Linked DNA regions of Homo sapiens: region 1 is linked to region 2. Evidence: chromatin contacts called from ENCODE Hi-C or POLR2A ChIA-PET data. All regions are on one chromosome and are shown on one strand. The core of a region is the stretch at or near the end of the contact, and the rest is flanking DNA. Distances in the headings are between cores, read along the strand shown. Region 1 overlaps LINC00499 (long intergenic non-protein coding RNA 499). Region 2 holds the start of SLC7A11-AS1 (SLC7A11 antisense RNA 1).

What was found. Hi-C counts contacts between places; a loop is a spot of excess contacts on that map. ChIA-PET counts read pairs that join two places held with the same protein, here RNA polymerase II (POLR2A). Pooled maps may share reads with other maps.
Region 1: a map of Right ventricle myocardium inferior shows a loop between it and region 2 (5-fold over the local background). The contact joins the enhancer-like site here to the promoter of SLC7A11-AS1 in region 2. A Hi-C loop is called at or near these places in 1 of 168 maps with a recorded cell type or tissue (Right ventricle myocardium inferior) and 2 of 50 pooled maps. POLR2A ChIA-PET finds 5 or more read pairs at or near these places in 1 of 52 experiments (activated T-cell).

The regions. Positions count from the first base shown.
Region 1 is chr4:138,399,840-138,403,247 of GRCh38, forward strand. All of the region lies in intron 2 of LINC00499 (long intergenic non-protein coding RNA 499), which reads left to right. Among named protein-coding and RNA genes, the nearest start is that of LINC00498, 89 kb to the left of the region's middle. Within about 2 kb of position 1,717, at least 2 of the 41 ENCODE cell types and tissues checked have a DNase peak (open chromatin) inside an H3K27ac peak, as active enhancers do.
Region 2 is chr4:138,087,511-138,091,008 of GRCh38, forward strand. It overlaps SLC7A11-AS1 (SLC7A11 antisense RNA 1), which reads left to right and starts at 1,504. Exons shown (of 7, transcript NR_038380.1): 1 at 1,504-1,796; 2 at 3,324-3,470. LINC00616 (long intergenic non-protein coding RNA 616) reads right to left here. Exons shown (of 11, transcript NR_037866.1): 7 at 3,433-3,498.

The sequences.
Region 1 (3,408 bases), core at 467-2,966, 310 kb after region 2:
GTATTAGAAGGGTTATTAGCAGTAAATAAAGCATAAAGGTAGGGTCATACCATGGAACAGTCATTGTGTTAGTAACAAAAGAAATGGACTCATGCAAGCTTACCACTAGCCACTTGATCTCTCTGACTTGACCTTTCTGAGATGCCGGACAATAGCTGGTCTATTCACCCACTAGACCAGGTGGTTGTGAAGTTCAACTCACATCATGTATGTAATGGTGCTTCACAATTTGTAATATACTTAGAAAAAGGTTAGGAGTTATTGTGTAAATGTGAGGTGTTATGATTTTGTTAAGGTAAGGTGAAAGCTGCTATTCTTATTCTTCTATTCCCACTTTAATTCTTTATGAAAGACAATGACTTAAAAAAGTCAATTCATGGTAATAAAATCTCCACTAATCAATGTAGCAATATTTTCAACTTATTTCTTAAGTTCTCTCTTCCATCCTGTAACCCAGTTATGTCACATAACCCTATGCTTTTAGATATAGAAAGAACATTTGTCATTTTATAGTCCCAAGTCATAATATTATAGACAAGGAGACAGAGGTGCAGATATAAAATGAAATTACTGAAAAGGACCTTGCCATAAACATAAGAAGTCAGTAGGCAGTGAAGACTGAGGATTCCTTCTCAGTGTTTTGGCTACCACTGTGGCTGATGATAGTTTTAGGAGACAGTACTGGAGTCACTGATGGCCAATAGGTATCTGCAAAAGCACAAATATCATTTCTATGAAAGTTAAAAATAACAATCATATTTGGTCACCTGTTTTATTTTGTTTGAAAAGTGTCCATGCTGATTGAACAAACACATTCAGGCATGGCACGTCTGTGCTGTGTAGTGTTGCATAGCTTTCATCACCCTAAGGCTGTTCTTTGAGAGAGACCGACTTCATGCTGAACTCAGCATGAGGACAACAGGGCAGGACACCAATTAGTGGAGGCATTTGCACCAACTTGACGGAACCACTGTGCAGGGAAGTTCACGGGAACCAAAGCAATAGCAGAAGCATGTCCTTTGGCAGTAAATAATTAAACTGGAAGTAAAAAATTTATCCTTCATAGATGGGAGTTTGATTTATATTCAAGAAAATCTTCAGCCTTCAGAAAATCTAAGCAGTTACCAATCCCACGTGATCTTGATGAAGCCATGAGAAATTGCACTGTTCTCCTGTACTGCACTTTCTATATAATCTAAATTCACTTTTTTGACCTTCAGCAGAATAGGCATGGAAGCAGAGGTCATGACTCTGTGTTAGCGTAGTATCAAATAGATGCTGTCAGGACCCCAAATCCCTACTCCCTGAAAATAAACACCACTTGCTTGTCTGGCCAGCTAACGCCATATTTTTGTAGTTCACAAGTTTCATTTAACTATAATTTTTAAGTATTATATTTGCTAAGTTTTTACAACATGAATTGTTTTTAGAGAAAAAAAGAGTGAGATAAGTAGCCATGTATTGGCTGTGTTTTTTCTAGTACGTGTTTTGCTTTTAATAGTAATTTCCAGATCTAATTCCCTCTTGGCCTATTTCCATTCAGAGTGCCCAGCTAGAAAATACTAAGAAAAGATCACAAATCAAATGTCTTATGATAATATCCTCAGAAATTTTAAACAGCTCTAAGAGATTTGGCCTCAGACCCAAACATTTACATGATCGCTCAATTTTAATGAGGTCAAACAAGCTGCTTGGCATCTGGCCAGTGCTCAAGGTCTTGGCCTGAGTGGGGAGGGCCATCTTGTTCTTACAGAGAACGTTAAGACATAGTGACAGGTGATAATGTAATGCATGAGGATGCTGCCCTTGGCCATTTCATCTTTTCACCCCTCTGGATTCCCAGAGGCAACGTTTTGGCCAGATGTAAACACTTTTACCAGTAGCTAAGGATCTGAAGAAGAACCACATTTTGCAGAGAAGCATTTTAAAGGATTTAAATAACCCCCTAACATTTGTCACAATGGGTTCATCAACCTGAGAAAACAAGAAAGAAAACAGACCTCTGGAAGTGCTAAGCAGAGTGATGGAGGCTACTAAGGAGCCAAATTAATACAGCTGTATTTTCATCTTGATTTTAAACAGCCAACTCTTGAGTATTAAAGTCACATCAAAGATATATGTTCCTTTATAACTCCTCCATCTTAAATATTATCTTTGAAAAAATTAAGTTATTCTTGAGTAGACTGTTTTTTCTTCAAGTAACAGCAATGTATTTAAGTCTACTTAAATCTTATTTAAATAATTTACTAATTCTATAGGGTTGTTCATTAGAAACCAAGATTGAATTTAAAAAAAATTTAAGGAGAGCAATCTCAGATGTAACTCACTTGGCAAACAATTGCTTATGTTTTTCATTCTAATTATCAATATGAAATTTTCATCTTAATATCTTGCTTAGTACAGAGCCTGCCATGATACCAGTGAGGGGCCTTGTCACCAAATGTGGGAAGGAGCAAAGCACCTATAAACAATCTTAACACTCACTTTTACAATAAAGCATTGAGATTAATACATATATATGGTGTATTAGTCTGCTCTCACACTGCCATAAAGATACTACTTGACTCTGTAATTTATAAGGAAAAGAGGTTTAATTGACTCACAGTTCTGCATGGCTGGGGAAGCCTCAGGAAACTTACAATCATGGCAGAAGGTGAAGGGGAAGCAAGAACCTTCTTCACAAGGTGGCAGGAGAGAGAGAGAGAGAGAGAGAGAGAGAGAGAGAGAGAGAGCACACAAGGGAAACTGCTAGACATCTATCAAACAACAGATCTCATGAGAACTCCCTGACTAGCATGAGAACAGTATAGGGGAAACTGCTGCCATGATCCAACCACCTCCCACCAGGTCGCTCCCTCAACATCCAGGTTTTACAATTCGAGATGAGATTTGGGTGGGGACACAGAACCAAACCATATCATACAAGAACCCAAAGGTAAAAACAGTAAAATCATTCTCTACTAATATTATGTTACCTTAGAATCCACAAAATCCCACTTTTTCATACATTTAAAGGGTTATGAAGAAAGAGTTTTAAATCACAGAAATGAATATTAAAACTTGTTTCAGTTGACTTGTAAATAACAGTAAACTACTTTATTATGGAGGTTGTGAATGTTCTCTAACAGAATTTCAGGCCAGGCATGGTGGCTCACACCTATAATCTCAGCACTTTGGGAGGCTGAGGTGGGCAGATCACTTGAGGCCAGGAGTTCAAGACCAGCCTGGCCAACATGGTGAAATTTCATCTCTACTAAAAATACAAAAACCAGCTGGGCATGGTGGCACGTGCCTGTAATCCCAGCTACTTGGGAGCCTGAGGCAGGAGAATCGCTTGAACCTGACAGGTGGAGGCTGCAGTGAGCCGAGATCGCATCACTGCACTCCAGCCTGGGCAACAGAGCAAGA
Region 2 (3,498 bases), core at 254-2,753:
TGGGAGTATTTTAGGAATGGCCGACATCTGACATCCATGCCTGCCCAGCAACACTGCCTGAGCTAATGTTGCTCAGGAATCAACTCAGACACATGACAATTTGGATGAGTAATCTGAGCCCTCCATACACCTGTCCTAGATAGGGGTTCAAGGTGCCCTTGGGTTGTATCATCTATTTATACCCTAATTATTTCTCTTTTGATGTTTTTCTTATTCTCTGAATTTATTGATAATAACTACACTTCGATAGTGTGTCCGGAACTGGTGGGTTCTTGGTCTCACCGGCTTCAAGAATGAAGCTGCGGACCCTCACAGTGAGTGTTAAAAGTTCCTAAGGGCGGTGTGTCCTGAGTTTGTTCCTTCTGATGTTCGGATGTGTTCGGAGTTTCTTCCTTCTGGTGGGTTCATGGGCTCGCTGGCTCAGGAGTGAAGCTGCAGACCTTTGCGGTGAGTGTCACAGCTCTTAAGGCACACTCTCGACTTGTTCGTTACTCCCCGGTGGGTTCGTGGTCTGGCTGGCTTCAGGAGTGAAGCTGCAGACCTTCACGGTGAGTATTACAGCTCATAAAGGCAGTGTAGACCCAAAGAGTGAGCAGTAGCAAGATTTATTGCAAAGAGCGAAAGAACAAAGTTTCCACAGTGTGGAAGGGGACCCTGTACAGTTGCCATTGCTGGCTGGGGCAGCCTGCTTTTATTCATCCTGCTGATTGGTCCATTTTGCAGAGAGCCAATTGGTCTGTTTTACAGAGAGCTGATTGGTCCGTTTTGACAGGGTGCTGATTGGTGCATTTATAATCCCTGAGCTAGACACAAAGGTTATCCACGTCCCCACTAGATTAGCTAGATACAGAGTGTCCACTGGTGTATTTACAAACCCTGAGCTAGACACAGAGTGCTGATTGGTGCATTTACAAACCTTGAGCTAGATACAGAGTGCCGAGTGGTGCATTCACAATCCCTTAGCTAGACATAAAAGTTCTCCAAGTCCCCACCAGATTCAGGAGCCCAGCTGGCTTCACCCAGTGGATCTCGCACCGGCCGCAGGTGGAGCTGCCTGCCAGTCCCGCGCCGTTTGCCCCCACTCCTCAGTCCTTGGGTGGTCGTTAGGACCGGGCGCCGGGAGCAGGGGGCGGCGCTCGTTGGGGAGGCTCAGGCCGCGCAGGAACCCACGGCGGGGGAGCGGGGAGAGGAGAGCAGGGAGGAGACTCAGGCATGGTGGGCTGCAGGTCCCGAGCCCTGCCCTGCAGGGAGGCAGCTAAGGCCCTGCGAGAAATAGAGCACAGCAGCTGCTGGCCCAGTTGCTAAGCCCCTCACTGCCCGGTGCTTGCGGGCTGGCCGGCCGGCTGCTCCGAGTGCGAGGCCCGCCGAGCCCACGCCCACCTAGAACTCGTGCTGGCCTGCAAGCGCCGGGCGCAGCCCCGCAAGCACCGCGCGCAGCCCGGCAAGCAACGCGCGCAGCCCCGGTTCCCGCCCGCGCGGAGCCCACGCCCACCCGGAACTCATTCTGTCTGGCAAGCGCCGCGCGCATCCTCGGTTCCCGCCGCGCCGTTGCCGCCGCTCCTCTCCCTCCTCACCTCCCCGCAAGCTGAGGGAGCCGGCTCTGGCCTTGGCCAGCCCAGAAAGGGGCTCCCACAGTGCAGCGGTGAGCTGAAGGGTTCCTCAAGCGCGGCCAGAGTGGGCGCCAAGGCCGAGGAGGCGCCCAGAGCCAGCGAGGGCTGCCAGCAAGCTGTCACCTCTCAATAGGAACTGGTACCAACCTACTTACGAAGAAGTATTTGTTTTAACCTGAACCTGGGGTAAGATTTACTCAAAGATTATTTCAGAGTCTAACCCACTCTTAAAACCATGTTTATACATTTACTAGAAATATAAGTCAGTGTCAATGGCATTACAGGGATCGATGGAAAGCAAGTACCTCAATACCTGTTCGACAATTAGGTCATGCAGAAAATCACTAGATGTACGATTCAGTAATTTTTACTTTTATTGGTAGAATTTGGAGAGAAGGAGAAGAAATATGACAAAGAGTAGCAGACATTTAAAGAAAAGGTAAAAGTCAACATTTGCAACCGGGTACTAAAGACTCATTCCTGTTAAAGGAGAGCAGATGTAACTGCTCAACTGCTTCACAATGCCTTTGGTGATAGCTCTTGCTGGGACATGTGGATGAATGCAGTTTTCTCTCTTCACAATTGCGTTGTTGCTTTAGCCAGAACGCTGTGGCATTTTACCAGCCTTTCCCTTCTTGGTCACATTTTTTACAAATATAAAGAAGAAAGAAAATGAACACATTGCAAGTAATTTCTTCTTCATTTTGGTGTGCTATTGAACAACACCGGTGTGCCCCTGTGGTCCTGGCTGCCTGCTTGCTGCTAACTTCCCCGGGCCTCTAAGGCTTGGGCATAGGGAGGCAGAAGATTGTTTGCGGTTTTTCGCTTTTTGCTTTTTCATTGGCGTGACAGTGCCCAGCAGTCTAGTCTATTCTTTCCTTTTTCATTTTTTCACTGGTGTGAAGGAGCACAGTCACTTAGCGAAAGAACGACCTGCGGCTAAAGGGAGCGAAGAAGAAAGGAGCAGGCCAGCCTGGCCTTTCTCTGTGGCCTGAAACTGCCTAAAGTTAATTGCTCACATAAGAAGAATAACTCGTGGTGCTGTAATTGAATTTTTATGGAAATAAACAGGTGGCAGATTTACTATAGCTGGGGGATAGTAGGGGGCGAAATGCTGTAGCCACATTAACCTGTTTAATTTAATAGCTTCGGTACTCATAGGGGGGAAAGAAAAAAGCAGTGTTGCTCTTTGAGTCAGTTGGATGCCAAATGTAAATAACTACAGTTACCCTAGCATGCCCAAGTGGTTGAGCAAAAAAGGGCTTTGTGCCAGCTTCAACTTGGTTTTCATGTTTATTAATTAAGCTCCTGGAAGTTTCAAAAACAGAAGTTTTAACTCACAAAGAACTGGGAAAAAAAGGAAGAGGAAAGAATTTGGCAAAGGGAAAATAGACCGATAGACAGACAGACGGACGGACGGACGCACGCACGCACGCTCGCTCTTCTTCCATTAATGGCACAGCACCAGTCTGTGATAGATATTAGGAGCACTCTATACTGGACACAGGAAGGAAAAACTAAAGGCTAGCTTTGCACGATGCTGCCCCCCAGTGGTAAGATTTTGGAAATGCATTTTTATATTAAGTAGAAGAATCAGTAACTGGTGAGATATGCAGAGAACACCATTAGCTTCTTGACGTAGCTGACGTTTACTTTTAAGCCAAATACCAGGAATAAAAGTTTGTGTTGAAATTTTTGTCTATTTGACTGCAGGGAAAAACAACATGAACTGTTCGTCTATCTATATCGTCATTATTTTTTACCTCATGGATTGAAACAAATTTTAAAGGAAAAAAGAATGTTAAGAAAGAGCAGCACTTACTATCAGGGAGGCACCTCACGAGCATTGTAAACACTCAGGTGAGTAAAACACGTGCATCCTCTGCCA